2 separate regions of the Homo sapiens genome follow, and region 1 is linked to region 2. A link is an interaction called in ENCODE POLR2A ChIA-PET data of the cell type or tissue named here. Cell type or tissue: B cell. All regions are shown on one strand. Links, peaks and the distances in the headings refer to the core of each region. The heading gives the core; the rest is flanking DNA. Region 1 has its middle 25 kb from the start of KCNG4. Region 2 overlaps MEAK7 (MTOR associated protein MEAK7).

Region 1 (9,401 bases), core at 4,575-7,074, 220 kb before region 2:
AACTGGTCTTTTATGATCATGGCAGAAAACACAGCTCTGGTAGATTCAAAAGACCCCTATGTCCAGTGTATGCTCAAAGTATGGAACTAAGCATACCTGTGGTCCTGGGAAGTCCAGATGGCCATCTCTTCCAGGGATCCTGCTCTCTCTGGCATACCAGGCAGTCTTTTATCAGCTTTGTGTCCATGTCAGAGTACACCTCACCAGGCACTCCTTTGCTCCTGGTTGCCATCTCAGCCCTGGTGCATCTTGTGGCCCTTGCAACGATGAAGCATGACGATGTTGCAGGGTGCCCTTGGGCAGGACCCTCTCTGGTGGCCAGGAATGCGAGTGGTGAAGACGGGAGCTTTGTGGTAAGGTGTGCATGTGCTGTGGCTCTGCTGCAGGAGAGGAAGAGAAGCCGTTCAGCCCCACGCCCAGCCCCTTGCAGACCGCGTCCAAGCAAGTTCTGAGCTCTGGCTCCGGCAGCTCGTAATGCAAAGGGGCCACACTCGCATCCCTCGACTCCGGGACCCCCAGCGTCTAGCCTGTCCTCCCTGTGTCATGTGGAACTCCTTTTCAGAGAGGCAGCAGCCCATTCGACACCTTCCAATTCTATTTTCCAAGCTGTGAGCGCATAACCACCAGCCACTGTTTGTCTCTCATAGGAATTTAATTGCTTTTGGTTGCACCGCCTCACTAAGATTGTAGGCATTCAGGCTTTCAAGATTAGAATATGAAGAGAAATTAATTATTTAAGGACATGCATTTGAACTTGAGATAGACTAAACCTAGATGAAAAACCTGGAGGTCCGAATTGTCAAATCTTGGCAGTGGACTCTTCATGCTTGACGAAAGATGAATAGCGGCTGACATCTGCATAATGCATTATAATCGACAAACTTGCGGCCTGTGGTTGAGTCTTACTTGATTTGGTAGCTCTCTGACATGAATGCATCGCTGCAGTATCACACACAAGGATGCCAAGCTGCAGAGAGGTTGAGTGCCTGGCACAAGGTCACATGATTTCAAAGGACTAGAGCAGAAATTTGAACCCAAGTCTCTATGCCTTTTTTAAAAAAATGTTTTAATTTTAATTTTATTTTTTTTGAGACGGAGTTTTGCTTTTGTTGCCCAGGCTAGAGTGCAATGCTGTAATCTCGGCTCACTGCCACCTCCGCCTCCCGGGTTCAGGTGATTCTCTTGCCTCAGCCTCCCAAGTAGCTGGGATTACAGGCATGCACCACCACACCCAGCTAATTTTTGTATTTTTAGTAGAGATAGGGTTTCACCATGTTGACCAGGATGGTCTCGATCTCCTGACCTCATGATCCGTCCACCTTGGCCTCCCAGAGTGCTTGGATTACAGGTGTGAGCCACTGTGCCTGGCTTTTTTTTTTTTTTTTTTTTTTTTAATAGAGATGAGTTTCACCATGTTGGCCAGACTCATCTCAAACTCCTGACCTCAAGTGATCCGCCCGCCTCGGCCTCCCAGAGCGCTGGGATTCCAGGCGTGAGCCACCCTGCCCGGGCTCTCTGTGACTTTTAAGTCCAGGTTTCCTCTGGGCCTGCTCAGTAGAATGATGTTTGTTCCTGTGGAAAGTGCTCAGTGAGGCTGTCTGCGACTCTGGTTTATTCTATTCATGATGTATTGATTTGAGGCTGAGAAACAACCATTTGCAAATGTATTTAGAAAGAAAAATAAGTCCCATGATGTCAGTGGGGACATTTAAGCTCTCAGAAATTACATGGAAGACTCACTATTGCTTCAGGCAGGACATGGGCTATTAGGGAATCAAGTGATGCCAATAGCAGTCTAATGAGGAAATGTAATGGGCTCCCACAGGCTCATTCTCATGCTTATGTACGTAGAGAATCCATATTTCCATTTCAGCTCAATATCATCAAATCCAATAATTTTCCTGGCTTGATGTTATTGTATGCCTGGGGTTGAGGTAATTTTTAGAGGGTGAGATGGTACCTGTCACTTAATGGGGTAGAATTTGCAACTGTGGTTAAGCCGTGGGTGATTGCACTGACCGTTGCAGCGGCCCAGGTCTGCATCTTCCTAGCGGCAAGACCTCAGTGGGAAGCTTCATTCTCTAGCTAAGCCTGCATCTTCTCATCATCCAAATGGGCAACAGTAGCGCCTCCTCCATTGCACTGTTGTGAGGGGTTCCACAGGGAGCCTACTGGGTCTGTAGCAAGCGGATCAGTAAATGTTGACCTCCATTATTGTTGCCAAGGGTAGAGCGTCAAAGGGTGACCCTCAAAAGATGTGTCCACCTAGAATGCCAGAATGTGAGATTTTCCATCCAAGTACTAACCAGGCCTGACCCTGCTTCGCTTCCGGGATCAGATGAGATTGGGCACGTTCAGGGTGGTATGGCCATAGGCCAGAATGTGAGGTTTCTCTTGGGGAGCCAGGAGAGCTGATATAGTTTTGAGTCCAAAGGTAGGAAATAAAAGGCAGTGTTCCAGCTTGAGCAGTCAGACAGAAGGGATTCCCTCTTTCTCAGCCTTATTGTTCTAGTTGGGCCTTCAACTGATGGGTCAAAGCCCACCCACATGAGGGAGGATGATCAGCTTTGCTCGGTGTACTGATGGAATGTTCATCTCACCCAGAAGCACTCTCACAGACATGCCTGGAATCATGTTTGGCCAAATGTCTGGGTACCTTGTGGCCCAGTCAAGTTAACACATAAAATTAATCATCACACTGTGGAATACTACACAGCTATGAAAAATAACACGATAACCTTCTATATAACAGACGTGGAGGGATCTCAAGCATGTTGTTAAGGGGAGGAAGCAGGATGCAGATCCATGTCTCTGGTGCAGTCCCATTTATATTAAAATGTAAAGCAAAATAGACCAGGTGCCGTGGCTCACACCAGGAATCCCAGCACTTTGGGAGGCTGAGGTAGGAGAATCCCCTGAGCTCAGGAGTTGGACACCTGCCTGGGCAACACGGTGAAACCCCATCGCTACAAAAAATACAAAAATTAGCCAGGCATGGTGGTGCATGCCTGTAGTCCCAGCTACTCAGCAGGCTGAGGTGGGAGGATTGCTTGAGTGTGGGGAGGTCGAGGCTGCAGTGAGCCATGATCATGCCACTGCACAGGTGACAGAGTGAGATTCTGTCTCAAAAAGACTAAACCAAACTAGCTATATGTAGATGGTGAGTGCCCAGTGATCTGCAGATGCTGCAGAAGGGGTTTGGGGGTGAGTGTGCATCTGGTTGCTAAGGGCCGTCTGAGGGTCCTCATCCCTGAGACACACCTGAGGAGCCCTTTGTGTTTCTGCTTTTACACTCTGGGCTCTTGCCGTGGTCTGAGCTTGCAATGCCACAAGACACACAGAGAGAAGCTGGGCCTCCAGGCCCCTGAATGAGCCATGCAGGAGCAGAGCGCTGAGTCTTGGCTCCCTGTAATGTCACCATAACATGACCACAATGCAGGAGACTGACAGTGACAGGGAGACCCCAGAAGAAGTTGAGCTTCCGTCTGGGAAATCAGAAGAGAGTGTCAAGACAAGGCCGGGATCCTGGAGGTCAGTGGGTTTGATTCTAAGCTCTGTTGGCACAGAAGTTGCTGTGTGGCCTTGTGTGTCTTTTTAACCTCTTGAGCCTCAGCTTTCCTCTCTGTGGAATGGGCTTGTGAGGATTTCATGCGCTGGTGAGCCCTGAGTGTGGTGCCTGTGGGTCGTGGGAGCCTTGGAGGAAGCTTGTTCCATGAAAAGGCTGTGTATGCAATGTGGCCTCCAAAAACCAAAGGAGGCCAGGCGTGGTGGGTCATGCCTGTAATCCCAGCACTTTGGGAGGCTGAGGCGGGCAGATCACCTGAGGTCAGGAGTTCGAGACCAGTCTGGTCAACATGGTGAAACCCTGTCTTTACTAAAAATATATAAATTAGCCAGGCATAGTGGCGGGCGCCTATAATCCCAGCTACTTGGGAGGCTGTGGCAGGAGAATCACTTGAATCCAAGAGGTGGAGGTTACAGTGAATGGAGATCCCGCCACTGCACTCCAGCCTGGGCAACAGCAGAGTGAGACTCCATCTCAAAAAAAAAAAAAAAAAAAAAAAAAGGCAAAGGAGCCGAGACACCAAAGAGCAAGGCAGACAGATTGAGTTTGTGGATAAAGCCTGTCTTACGGGGGGAGCTTGCAGACAGAAGCATGGTCTTGGAGGCAGCAGGACGGGTAGATCTCTGTCCCTGTTACCCCCAGACCCAAGGCTTATCGACTGTGTTAGTCTGTTCTCATGCTGATAATAAACACATACCCAAGACTGGGTAATTTATAAAGGAAAGAGGTTTCATGGACTCACTGTTCCACATGGCTGGGGAGGCCTCACAATCATGGCGGAAGGCAAATGAGAAGCAAAGTACATCTTACATGGCAGCAGGCAAGAGAGACTGTGCAGAGGAACTCCCATTTATAAAACCATCAGATCTTGTGAGACTTACTCACTACCATGAACACAGTAGGGGGGAAACAGCCCCATGATTCAATTATCCCCACCTGACCGTGCCCTTGACATGTGGGGATTATTACAATTCAAGGTGGGATTTGGATGGGGACACAGAGCAAAACCATATCATCTACCACAGGGGAAGGGGGTACATGCTCCAGTAAGACAAAGGCAACCCTCCTAACAGGCAAGAATGTCGTGTGTGCCATAGCTTAGAATTTGTCCAATGATATCAAGGTTGTCATGTTCTTACACTAGGGATAGTAAATAAAATAGGCAGCAAGAGGCATTCCTAGGACTGGAGACAATCAGAAATCAACATGGCAGATTAGCATCCAAGATGGAGTCACCGCTGTCTCTGCAAGCTCAAGGGTCCTCCCCTCTGCTCCCTCCTCAAAGGCAGATGCCGATTTGGGGGTCAAGTCCCCAAACATAATCAGCCCTGTTTCTACACCATAGCCTGTTAATAGAAGGGCACTTGGGATGTAGTGGGAAGCTAAACTTGGCAAGAGCACTGTCCCTTGTTTTCTTGGCAGGCTTTTTCTCAGGCTGTCTTTAGAGAAGTAAGGTTGGGGTGCAGTGAGGCAATCTTGGCTCACTGCAACCTCTGCCTCCCAGGTTCAAGTGATTCTCCTGCCTCAGCCTCCCCAGTAGCTGAGACTACAGGCGCCTGTCATCACACCTGGCTAATTTTTGTATTTTTAGTGGAGACGGGGTTTCACTGTGTTGGCCAGGCTGGAGTGCACTGGCACGATCATGGCTCACTGCAGCCTTGAACTCCCCAGCTCAAGCCATCCTCCCACATCAACCTCCTGAGTAGCTGGGACTATGGGCAGGTAGACCTGGCTAGGTTTTTTTATTTTTTATTTTTTGTAGAGTACAAGGTCTCCCTATGTTGCCCAAGCTGATCTCAGACTCCTGGCCTCAGGTGATCCTCCTACTTTGACCTCCCAAAGTGTTGTGATTACGCGTGTGAGCCACTGTGGCCAGGCTCGTTTTGCTGTTTGAGACTCCAATACTGGCCCTGTGTACAACTGAGAAAGCTGAGGCCTGGAGGGCATGGGGACTTCATCTCAGTCATGCAGCCTCCAGGTGATAGAATCAAGAGGAAAGTAGAGTCCCCTGGATTCCTGGTCCAGTTCCAATGTTTCTGTCCTCCTGCCACAAATTCACACAGAACATGGAGGGCACATGGTCCTGGCATGGAGGAGGGAGTTGATTATAATGGGTGTCAGTTCTGCAGGATTTCTGTTTAGAGGCGAGTTTCCTATGTGTTTATTTCTTATGTGCTCTGCTAATATTTCTTGTCCAGTGGTTTATTAAGCAAAGTGTACCAGATGCTCCCAGGATTATCTCGCCCTCTGTCCTCATGGCTCTGACAGCCTCTGGCTTTAATCAGCTTCCTGACTGCAGCAGGCCCAAGAGATTCCATGACCCCATTGAGCCAATTCTCTCTTCTTCCACAGTAATATAACATTAGCTGTCCACCTCCCAACCCCCAGAATAAAGACTACATTTCCCAGCCTCCCTTGCAACTAGGTGTGACCATGTGACCACATTGTGGCCAATGGGATGTTAGTGGAAGGTCATGGTGGTGGCATCTGGGGATCTTACTGGCTGGCAGGCAAGTGCCCTCTGCCCCTCCCCTCTCCACAGTGTCTGTAGCTGTCCCCTTGGACCCAGAGGACGAGTTCAAACGTTAGAGAAGTGGAGCCGAACTGCCATCTAGCCCCAAACTGCTAATGTTTGTCCATTTGTGTCCAAGTAAACCAAACGACTGTCCAGTTTAGGTCACTTATTTTAGGGTCACCATTCCTTGCAGGCAACCCCAATCCTAACTGAGGAACCAGGCAGTGACAGTGACTAACTGTACGTCAGGTTCTCTCTCTAAACTTGTTAACCCTCGAAACAATCCTATAAAGCAGGGCTCTCCTGCTCAGATGGATTTGCCGCCCAGGGGACAGCAGGCAATGCCTCGAGATGTGTGGATCATCCTGACTGGGGAGGAGGTTCCACTGATAGCCAGAGGGTAGAAGCTGGGATGCTGCTATACATTCTATGATGTTTGAACAGCACCCACAACAAAGAATAATCTGTTTTCTCAGGTCCACAGTAGTGAGGTTGAAAAGCTCTGTTGTATTGTTTTGTTTAAAACTAAGAAAATTAGTTTGATCTTACAAAAGGCTGAAGTCACTTGCCTGTGATGACAAGACTTGTAGGTGGCAGATTGGGATTGAGACCCAGGCAGTCTTTGTCTAGAGGTGAGGGTTGATGTGCACCAGGAGGCAAGGCATGGGTTGCCTTCAGTATCTCCCCAACATTCTGCATGCTCTCACCTCATCCAGAGGAGTCTGACAGCTTCGGGAGGTCCTGACTCTGCCATTCCCTGGATGATTGACCTTGAGCTGGTCACATTCCCTCTTGGAGCCACAGTTTCTTCTGCTCTACAAATGGAGGGGGTGAGGAAGCCACATCCCTGTTGAGAGTATTGGTGGGCCCAGTGCAGCGCCTCTACAGTATGACATTCACTGGGCCATAGGTCTCAGAGCCCCCTGCTGTCCAGGGTTAACCCTTTGGTTGTCAGACCATAGGCAGTCAGGGGCGAGGGCGCAGGGAAGCTGGGCACTTGGGATGCAGTGGGAGAGGCTGTTTGCTAATTGGTATGGAAGGGTGCTTTCACCTGTTTGGGCTACATGGCCATTCTGGTACACATCAGCCACGTGTCAGCATGGGCAGAGAGAAGTAGAAATTGCTGAGGTCAGGGAGGGAACCTGGCCTCATTTGGAAGAAGGAATCTGAAGAGCCAGTCTCTCCTTCAGCGTTCAATGTGTCCAGCTCACTTTGGGTTTAAATAAGTTAAAACACATCCACAATTAAGATGAACTGTCTACAGAGATGAAGGGTGAGAGGTGACGCCTGCTGGGCATGACCCACCTTAGACCTGGAGATTTGCTAGAAGACTCTCCTCCCATGGCTCTGTGGAAGGTGCATTGTCATTTGCCCCTATTCTCCAGATGAGGAAACTGAGGCCCAGAGAGACTTAATATCACTGTCAGGATTCTGCAGCTGGTAGGTGAACTCAGGAGTTAATTTACAACCACCCATTAGAAGGCACGTGGGTGGGGTTTAGGGGCCTGAGGCCATCCCAGATTTGTGCCGTTAGGCAACTCCTAACACCCAGAAAACAACAACAACAACAACAAAACCTGGACAAGGACCTAGCCTCAGTGTGCATTTGGCTCGCCAAGGTCACTCATCTGGCCTCGGCACACAAATTGCTCCAGGGCAGAGGCAGACACCTGGCATTTCTATTTCCTGCCACCTTCTTCACCTTGACCCCAGGAGACCCGCCTGCCTTATCTGTACTCCCTGGCTGGCGCCCTGTGTCAGCACCATCCCTGGGGTCTTTGTGCCCCCAGCCCCGTCCCTCGCCACTCCAACGTGTCAGGCAGGGTTAAGCCACCCCCGGATTATGGAGGTGCTAATGATTTGATATCTCAGCCAGGGATTTAACTGATCTCCTAGCTCAGCTGGAAAAATTCCCTCCCTCAAATAGCTGTTTTATCTTTTAGCTCCTGCCGCCACTTTAATCACACTAAGTCCTCATCAGATGCCACAAATGAGAGATTTAAAAAAAAAAAAAAAGGTAAGAAATTGGGACCAGGCTGGGTTTTCTCTCTGGACTCTTTGGAACACGGTTGCATATTATCACCCTCCGAATCGTCAGCTTTCACCTGGAGATTAAAGGGAGTCCCTCAAGACCACTTGAAATGAACAGTGTGGCACACAGCAGCTTAATCTCCTCAGTGTCATGAAATCTGGGTTTTATGGGGCATCGCGCCCTCCAGCCTCCCATTTTCCTTCTCGGGCCATCAGTCCCCTTCGCTAAAATGGTGCTCTGGGAAAATTCATGCCTCCACAAAGTGGCTAATGGACCGTGAAGCCATTTCAAAACGTAACTAGAATGCCACGTGTGCAAACATTAACCTTCTGCATTAGGACACCACTGACTCGATTCAGGGCTTTACAGGTTCCAGGAGCTTGTAAAGTGAATGCTTCTGTTTTTACTTCTAATATAAGCTTCACTTTAGTAAAACTGGAAACTTTTTAACTTTTAATATAAATTATAAATATGTATATATATTTTTACCTTTATCACAAACTTGACCTTAATAAAATTGAAAAACCAGAAGATAACACAATATAACTAATATGTGATTCAAAGAGTTTCTAGAGGCTGGGTGCGATGGCTCATGCCTGTAATCCCAGCATTTTGGGAGGCTGAGGCGGGTGGATCTCCTGAGGTCAGGAGTTTGAGACTAGCCTGGCCAACATGGCTACTACTAAAGATATAAAAATTAGCCAGGCGTGGTGGCACATGCCTGTAATCCCAGCTACTTAGGAGGCTGAGGCACGAGAATCACTTGAACCCGGGAGGCAGGGGCTGCAGTGAGCCAAGATCATACCACTGCACTCCAGCCTGGGTGACAGAGCAATACTCTGTCTCAAAAAAAAAAAAAAAAGTTTCTAAAGGCCGGGAGTAGTGGCTCACGCGTGTAATCCCAGCACTTTGAGAGGCCAAGGTGGGTAGATCCCTTGAGGTCAGGAGTTTGAGAGCAGCCCTGTCAATAATGTGAAACCCTGTCCCTACTAAAAATGCAAAAATTAGCTGGTATGCTACCATGCCTGGCTAATTTTTGTATTTTTTGTAGAGATGAGGGTTTCACCATGTTGCCCAGGCTGGTCTCGAACTCCTGACTCAAGCAATCCACCGGCCTTGAAGTTATACACCCTCTACATGTATATGTATGTTATACTTTCATTTAAAAAAATTCTTGAAGTCACCACACTGCACCTGGTCAGTGTTAGACTGCGCCCTGTTGTGTTATACTCACCTGTCTTGTACATTTCTGTCTGGCCTCACCCCACAGGCACGCACATCTGTGACTT
Region 2 (9,401 bases), core at 5,851-8,350:
ATCCTGAGCCCGTCTTGCTGCGGAGCAAGGTCGCAGGGCCACAGAGTTCAGGCCTCAGCTGCGATAGGCCCAGATCCTAGTCCACCCCCAAGGGCTGTTCTCCATAGGGAAAGCCAGGAGGGGGAAGCATCATTCCCAGAATACAGGGCAAGGACCTGATGAGTTATGATTATCTGTGGAAAAAAGTGACACCAACAACGAGGACTCCTTATCTCATTCCCATAAAACAATACCCAAGCGTGCGGCCACCAGCACCTGACGCTCGGCCGCCGAGGAGCTGCCTGCCCACACAGCATGGTTTCGTGTAATTCTGAGGAGCTGAGGCCCAGAAAATGAATCAATCACCTTGCCCAGGGCTAGAGCTGGGACTCAAAATCCTGTGTTCAATCCAAAGCCTTGGGCCTTTTCAATGATTGCACAGAAAACACAAGCCAAAAGGCTCTAAGTATAATCAGTTCTTCTTTCCTCAAGCAAAAACACTCTGATGAAAACAGTCCTTTAAAAAGGTTTACGAAGCCACATTACCCCGCAGGGAAATATCCTCTGTACTCAAGGAGGTGGCCACCCTCCCCAGCATTTGCCTTCATTGTTTGTCCCACAGCTATTAAATCACTTAAAGTCTCAGATATTAGAGGTCATTATTTCCAGGACAAGCGGACAGCACGCTCTCCGAACTTGACCCACAGTCCACGGATTTGTACCATGCGTGGTGTGAGGCTGCCCTCTGCTGTTGTTTCGTGAGTATGGACACGTACTGCAACAGAATGAACTCGGGTTTGAAAACTTGGCCACTGCATTTTTCCCACATGCTTCAGCAAGATTAAGTCTGCTTGTTAATAAAACATAAAGAGCCAGCAGAGTCCATCTGAAATTAACATTAAAGGCTCTGGAGGGAGCAGCAGCTTTACCCTGATCATGATGCTCAGGGTCTCTTCATATCCTAAAGCCGAGCCTTCAGCCATGCAGTGAGGCAGAGCAATGTGTAATTTCCCCGGAGCCCGAGGCTGGGCTGGTGGGCACATGCCCTATGCCTGTGACATGGAGGCAGGGCAAGGTGGGTGTGCAGAAGAGAGTGGCCGTGGCAAGGCTGAGGCTGCTGTCTCTAGAAAGGCCCACCTGCAGGGCCGGCCCTGGGCTGGCACCTGGAAACTTTGATTTGGGGAGAATTCCCACCATTCCCAGAACTAAGATAAAGATCTAGAACATCCTGAAACCTAGATATAAATCAAACCCTAGAAACAATGCAATCTAGGAGATAGAGGTGCCCAACCCTCAACCTGGTGACCCCTGCTACCTATTCCAGCCAGATGCCACCTAGCCTCTGCTGAAAGCTCTCCTGCAAGGGCAACTCCACCTGGACACAGTTCCCGGCCTTCAGAACCTCTGCCTGGTGGAGAAATGACGATTCCAGAGGTGCGGGGTAAGATACAGGATGTACCGGGGAATGCCAAAGGCAAACCCTGGGGATGGTGGCCCACTCTCAAGTACAGAGGACAGCCCACTGATGGGCGACGCATCTGTAAACATTTCAAAAACTATCTATCTATCCATCCATCCATCCATCCATCCATCTATCTACCTATCTATCTATCTATCTATCTATCTAGAGATGGAGTCTCGCTCTGTTGCTCAGGCTGGAGTGCGGTGGTATGATCTCGGCTCACTGCAACTCTGCTTCCGAGGTTCAAGCAATTCTCATGCCTCAGCCTCCCACGTAGCTGGGATTACAGGCATGCGCCACCACACCCATCTAATTTGTGTACTTTCAGTAGAGACGTGGTTTCACCACGTTCACCAGGCTGGTCTCAAATGCCTGACCTCAAGTGATCCACCTGCCTCGGACTCCCAAAGTGCTGGGATTACAGGCTTGAGCCACCACGCCCAGCCTTATTATTTTTTTTTTTTTTTTAAGATAGAGGCAAGGTCTCACTATGTTGCCCATGCTGGTCTCAAACTCCTGGGTTCAAGTGATCCTCCTGCCTCAGCCTCCCAAAATGCTGGGATTCCAGGTGTGAGCCACTGCACCTGGCCTGTGTTTTAAATATTTTTAAAGGACTCTTTTCATCAGAGTATTCTTCCTTGAGGGAAGGAAAAGAATTTACTTAGAACCTTTCATCCAGTGCATTCAAGGTCATGCACAAAGCTTCCAAATTCCAACAAGCAAACGCGTGGCGGTGGGGGCAGGGGCAGGAAGGCCCAGGGAAGGAAAATGTCCGATCTGAACCAATTACCATCTCCTGGTCCCCTCGGAGGCATCTGTGGCTTGACTTCTCCCACGCCCCATAGACCCGGCACCGTGTAATAACTGGGCCCGTGTCCTCGCCTGAAAACTGGGGGTCACACGGCCTGTCCTGAAGAACTCTGATGTGATAAACACCATAGAGCAGCATCACATTTTCCTATCGCCCCGACTGCGTCTAGAGAAACACTTGGAGAAGATGGGAGAGCCCTATTTAGCACCCCCACCCTCTCCCTTTCTCCAGAGCTCTTTGCCCGTGCTGTGCCACTCGTCAAGGTTCAGGACACCAAGTCTTACCTTGAAACTGAGGCTTCACCTCCCAAGAGCAAGAGGCAAACCCACCGAACACATGCTTGTCATGGTCCTCGAGGACAGCCACACAGGGTCCCCGGTGAGTGATGTGGCCACAGAGCTGGGAGAAGCTGTGTCCATGGAGCTCAGACGAAAAGAGCAGGCACCAGCGGTGCCGCTGCTCCCGAGGCAGCTGGGCGTTGATGTACATGACAGAGAGGACATCCAGGATGCTCTCAAAACCCCTGCCCTGGTCCACTTGACGCTCAGGGACCAGGGTAGTCAGATCAAGAGACGAGCACAGGATGAGAAAGCCCTTGCAAATGACCACACTCAGGAATATGGCCACATGGGGGACCCTGAACACCCAGTCCTCGATCACAGCTCGGTCACAGTCATAGTCCAGCCACTGGGGCCCCAGAAGTCTCTTGCCATCTAGGGGAAGGGGATGGTCAGCATTAGTGGGGCTGTTATGTCACCATTTAGCTACTATCTAAACCCACACTGATCAGTGTGGGAGCCACGAGTCACATGCAATTACTGAGCACAGAAAACAGGGCTCGTGTGAATTGAGAGGTGCCGTCAGTGTAAAAGGCACACTTGATTTCAAAGATTTGGTATGAAAAAAGAATGTAAAATATCTCAATTTTTAAATATTCATTACATTTCAAAATTGTATTTAGGACATATTATTAGAATCAGTTTTCCCCTGTTTCTCTTTACTCTTTTAACATGGTCCCTAGAAAAGGGAAAATTTCACATGGGGCTTGCTTTGTCTATTGGCCAGCACTGATCTAAACAATCCGACTTCAACACTTTTCTCTCCTCTCCAAGCAGCATTTCAGAACCCCTCGAGATGGCAGTGCCCTGGCAATGGGGCTGGAATAAATGCCTGAGCTACACCTGGAGCCGCTCATCCAAGGGCGTCGGTCCTGCCAAGGTCACTGGAAGGGGAATGTTCCCAGCCAGTCAAGGGGCTGGTAGGGCACTTCCTGGGACTCCTGCAGTTTATCTGGGAAGTGCGGGTTTCATTCGCCACTAATCAGGCTTAATCATACAGCACTTGGAGCCCTATTTTCCATCCCTCACCCACTAAGAGTGGAGGTGACAGTAAGAGCGTGGGAGCACACACCTGGGACTCGAACAGCTGGCTTCAAACCCGAGCTCAGGAACAGCATGACCTTGCCAAGGTCTGGACCTCTGTGCCTCAGTTTCCTCAGGTATAAAATGGAGGTAAGGCCAGAACCTGCCCCGCTCGGTTATTACAAGGAACAGAGGAGCTTTTACGTCTTAAGCTCTTGCTGACACAAAGGCCCCATTTACAGAGATTATAATTCCCAACCTAGCGAAAATTTGACTAAGCTGAAATATTTTGTGTAACTCAGGCCCATTTTATTAAGCAGGAAATGTAAAAGTACTCCCAACTTCTGATAATTCAAAATTCCTATCATTTCTATTTATTTTTCAAACAGTTTCATTTCTCATTACCTATATATTACTTGAAATCTTAAGGATAATTTTAATCGTCTGAATTACCTTTTCTACTTCACTGAAAACTTTAATTTTTATTTTCATGATTCTTCTTTTAAAACATACTGATTCTAGATGGATGAACAGTTTACCCATAAGACGAATTACTGATACTTACTTGTAAAATTCTTTCCAAGTTCCAAATACCTCATCTAAACTAACTTCTGAAATATAACCTATTTTCAAGCTGTACTTTAAAATCTGGCTTTAAAACAAAAGGGCAACATATTTATAAAGTAAGTCTGCTTTGCAAAGTGATTTGCCACAAGGTTTTTTTTTTTAATCCCAATTAAATTTAAATATATACTGCTTCTCACCCAACAACAGAATACACATTCTTCTCAAATGTGCTTTAAACATTATCCAGAAGTGACCATACTATAGGCCATAAATGATGCATCAACAAATTTTAAAGGATTCAAATAATACAAAGTATCTTCTCTAAACATAATGAAATATAATCAAAAATCAGTACTAAAAGGCAATTTGAGGAATTCACAGGCATGGAGAAATTAAATAACACACTGTTACATAGCCAGTAGGCCAAATGAAAAAATCCTAAGGGACATTAGAAAATATTGAGATCAATGAAAATAAAAACATAACCTATCAAAACTTATGGCATGCAGCGAAGGCAGTGCTGAAAGGGAAATGTGCAAGTGTAAATGCTTATTTGAAAAAGAAGATCTCGAATCAATAACCTAGTATTCTATCTTAAGAAACTAGGAAAAGAAGACCAAACAAATTTAAAGCAAACAGAAGGAAGAAAATAAAAGCTAGAGGAAAATAAATAGAAACTAGAAAGACAACAGAAAATTAATGAAACTAAAAGCTGGTTCTTCAAAAAGTACCGACAAAAATGTGAAAACCCTTTAGCTAGACTAAGAGGAAAAAGGGACAAGAGACAAATTATTTAAATCAGTAATGGAAGTGGGGACATCCCTATTGCTTTTGGGAAAATAAGGATTATTTTAAAATATGCCAACAAACTAGAAAACCTAGAAGAAGGTTCGAGGGCTCACGCATTCTGGTTTCAAAGCTTTACTACACAGCTACAGTAATGGAGACAGCAGGTACCGCTCTACAGCAAAAGACCTGCATCACCGCGTCCACGCACACTTGCCTTGCAGCTTCATGTCAGAGAGCAGCTGAGCAGCCAGCACCTGCACCCGGGGGTTGGGCCCTGGGGCTTCCTTCCCAGTCCAGCCTCTCAGCTCCTGTCTGTGGCTTAGCACGTGCACCACAGAGCCAACCAGATCCTCTGTAAACTGTAAGATCACAATTTTACCATTAAAAACAGTTCCACCATATCCTGAGACCTATGTCATGCCCACATGGAGAAGGGCAATTTTCTTTAACACCAACTATGATGGGCCACAATGTGGGGAAAGGTCATGCAATGTATGTAGTTACTCGTTTTTCTAATGATGCACTTGGCTGGCCTAGAACTTTTCCCAAAGCCTTTGTCCAGGAGTTCTGACCTCATCCCAACAGTATTGGGGTTTAGGACTCCCCGAGGATGGACAGCTCCACAATGCCTGCTGTCTTCATTGCTCAAACCAACAGGATGATTTGCTGAGGCCCAGGAGCTACCCCCTCCAGAAAATCCCTGATCTCCCCAAATTTGGTTGAGATCTAAGGTTTATTTTGCTGAGTTTTACTTGCTTCCAAAAAGGAAGGCAAGTCTTCCTGTTTCCATAATGATAGAGGGCAAGCAACTGCTTTCTGGAGTTGCAGCTCGCTTCCAACAGGGAAGGGGAATTGGAGGTTTTCCTGCTTCTAAGATGGCAGAGGGCAGTCTGCAGCCTGGGCCCCACTCCTAGGAAAGTAGATGAATTGGGGTTTTGTCTTAAAAATTCTCCTGATGACTAAAACTTAAACAACCAACTGGTCTTCATTTACCAATGGTCTTCTCCTTACCATTAGAGCACTCAGTAATTGTACAAACTGTGTGAGCGTGTGTTTGTTTTGCTGAACTGTTTTTATTTGTGGCTTCTGTTTTTATTGTTTCAGTCTTTTTCCCACTTGGTTTGATCAACTCTACCTGACTTGGTCAAATCCGAGGGAACGTTCCAAATTATAGGGAAACAAGGCCTCTGAATTGGCTAAATTCCCATAGCTGGGGGAAAAAAAAAAAAAAGAAGGAAAGAGCAAGGCCACCAAAAGGAAAAAAACATTTTGACTGCCTTGAGGGGCTTTATTTCCATAACCTTTACTAGCCAGGCCCAAACTAAAAGACCCAGGGCAGCGGCCCACACTCTCGCTGGGCGGCTAAGTTTCTGCCCCGCCTTTTTTTTTTTTTTTTTTTTTTTTTTTTTTTTTTTTACCTCAACAGCCTGAGTTTGGTTCCTACATCAAAATCCTTTCTGGTTTGATATTTGTGTTACTTTTGAAATACCAGTCATTTTTGTCCCAGGTAAAATACGGTAGTAAAAGATTTAAAATGATTTTTTTAAAGAGCTCAATGGTTAAAGTCAGCTTAATTAAAAGCTAATCAAGATGTGTGTGTGTGTGTGTGTGTGTGTGTGTGTGTGTGTGTGTATTTAAAGGGACATAATGCCTTTTTGTCTCTCCTAGGGTCTTGTTTTTAGAAAAAAGAAGATTTATTTCCTTCTCAATCAACTGAATTTTTTTCTCCATTTGCTTCTGCGTGTCTCTCCTTCCTCTTGCTACCCTCCGCTGTATGAAGGACCTAAAATAATGTCTAAGAGTCTGGGATTCCTTAAAGAAAACAGAGAAGGTGCCACACTCGTTTCTGAGAGAAATTTGTTTCTTTACAGAACCCCAAAGTTATAAACAGACCAGTTCCTCTCAGCTCTTAAGCTGCTTTTCTACTGTGTTACCTGATTTTTGTCTAAAAAAGTTATTACTACACAGCTACTCTTTAATGAAACCAAAAGTTGGTTCATTGAAAAGATCAACAAAAATATGAAGAATCTTTAGCTACACTGACAGAAAAAAGGGAGACAATTCAAATTATTTAAATCAAAAACAGAAGTAGGGGGCTGGGCGTGGTGGCTCACGCCTGTAATCCCTCCACTTTGGGAGGCCAAGGCGAGTGGATTACTTGAGGTCAGGAGTTCGAGACCAGTCTGGCCAACGTGGTGAAACTGTATCTCTAAAAATACAAAAATTAACTTTGGGAGGCCAAGGTGGGCAGATCATTTGAGGTTAGGAGGTCGCGACCAGCCTGGCCAACATGATGAGACCCCCGTCTCTACTAAAAATACAAAAATTAACCAGGTATGGTGACACACACCTGTAATCCTACCTACTTGGGATGCTGAGGCAGGAGAATCGCTTGAGCCTGGGAGGCAGAGGTTGTAGTGAGCTGAGGTTGTGCCACTGCACTCCAGACTGGGCAACGGAGCGAGACCCTGTCTTAAAAAAAAAAAAAAAAACGTCTGGGCACGGTGACTCACGCCTATAATCCCAGCACTTTGGGAGGCCGAGGCAGGTGGATCACGAGGTCAGGAGATCAAGGCCATACTGGCTAACATGGTGAAACCCCATCTCTACTAAAAGTACAAAAAATTACCTGGGCGTGGTGGCGTGCACCTGTAGTCCCAGCCACTTGGGAAGCTAAGGCAGGAGAATGACGTGAACCCAGGAGGCGGAGCTTGCAGTGACTGAGATCGCGCCACTGCACTCCAGCCTCGGTGAAGGCGCAAGACTCCGTCTCAAAAAAAAAAAAAAGAAAAGAAAAAAGAAAACAGATTTAAATTTTTTTAAATTAAGGTTATCATATCCATGTAACATTTTGTATTGTTTTTAAAGTCCTTTTGCTGTTAAGTTACAGGGCTGTGATTCCTAGGGCTAAAAGAGACTTGAATCCTGCTAAATCTTCAACACTGAAAACAATTAAAGCCTCATTTTGAGACCCAGGAAAAGATGGCAATCAAACTGTGTTCACGAGACACAGGGCCTGAAATTTAAAATATTTAACCCCTCTAGGCCCAGGGACTATTGTGGAAGAGGTGGATGTATGAGATTGTAAGGGCCGATTTTGAGAGAGAAAATTAGTTCAGAGGTTCTCTGTAAATTAAATATTAATATCAAACATACACTGATCCAACACCAGCATCTGGGTCCTTGTGTCAGATTAACAAGGTTTTCTTGGAGCATAACCCACCTTTTCATTTAAAGAATTATAAAAGGTTATAAAAAGGTTTATACAAATTACATCTTATGGTCAAGATGATTAAAATTTAATAGATTTGTTTATAAGACTTCACAGAGATTTAAGTGGCCTCATACTGTCTTTATTAGGGCTTATTGTTTGGGAAATTAAGTCTCCTCTCTCAAAAAAATAAAGGTTTTTACCCTTTTTTTCAAAACCTTTGAGTTAGCACTTTGGCTAAATGACTTATTTTACAATGACCTGTGATCTTATTTTGTGATATCAAGTGTTTTATTTTATTTATTTATTTATTTATTTATTTTTGGAGATGAAGTCTGACTCTGTCACCCAGGCTAGAGTGCAGTGGCACAATCTTGGCTCACTGCAACCTCCACCTCTCGAGTTCAAGCGATTCTCCTGCCTTGGCCTCCCGAGTAGCTGGGACTACAGGTGTGTGCCACCACGCCTGGCCAATTTTTGTATTTTTGGTAGAGACAGGGTTTCACCATGTTAGCGAGGCTGGTCTTGAACTCTTGACCTCAGATAATCCACCCACCTTGGCCTCCCAAAGTGCTGGCATTACAGGCGTCAGCCACTACGCCCAGCCTATATCAAGTGTTTTAAACTTCTGATATTTGACAAACTTTCCAGAATCAAATTCAAAATTCAGTCCTTTTGACCTCAATTATTGTTTTGATATTAGGTCCCTTGAGCTCCAAGGGAGACATATTGGGCTTACTTGGTATAATACAATCATACAGGAAGCACTGTCAAATATGAAATGGTGTTTAACCATCTTTGGACCACATTTATGTAAGTGTGTTATTAGTATGTGTTCCAAAATTCTATGAGATTCCTGTGATTCTGATGTGTCTTAGTATATGTTATCAGTAGTAATTACTATTATGTAAAGTTGTTGTATGCCAGAGAAGTACCCAAATTTCCTTGTCAATTGTGTCTTTAACCATGGCTGTTCTAAGACTTTTGACATCCACAATTGTTTTACTTTGATCCTTTTATAGGGCAGTTTATAGTCAGCTATAGAACTCTGAAGAGTACTCTTAAATATCGGTTCCGATAACTTCAGAGATTGTGCTGTTGGAATAGAAAGGAAAACTTCTAGGACTCATAGGGGGCTGACGTATTCATGAGGATTGCCGATCCAATATCAAGCAAGCAAGAAGTTAATTGCGTGGACCGAACTAACAGATGACCGAAATA

Evidence for each region. ChIA-PET counts read pairs that join two places held together with the same protein. Peaks named below come from ENCODE experiments on the same cell type or tissue, not always from the same donor. Only the 100,000 strongest peaks of a DNase experiment are listed, where the experiment ranks them.
Region 1: POLR2A ChIA-PET joins it to region 2 with 6 read pairs; 6 of 35 experiments call an interaction of 5 or more read pairs at or near these places.

The regions. Positions count from the first base shown.
Region 1 is chr16:84,260,553-84,269,953 of GRCh38, forward strand. It overlaps the pseudogene RNA5SP433. Among named protein-coding and RNA genes, the nearest start is that of KCNG4, 25 kb to the left of the region's middle. In B cell, for the core only: no CTCF peak of the experiment used is centred there; a DNase peak (open chromatin) is centred at 6,019.
Region 2 is chr16:84,484,095-84,493,495 of GRCh38, forward strand. MEAK7 (MTOR associated protein MEAK7) reads right to left here. Exons shown (of 8, transcript NM_020947.4): 4 at 5,184-5,328; 5 at 2,537-2,965. Among named protein-coding and RNA genes, the nearest start is that of MEAK7, 16 kb to the right of the region's middle. In B cell, for the core only: no CTCF peak of the experiment used is centred there; no DNase peak of the experiment used is centred there.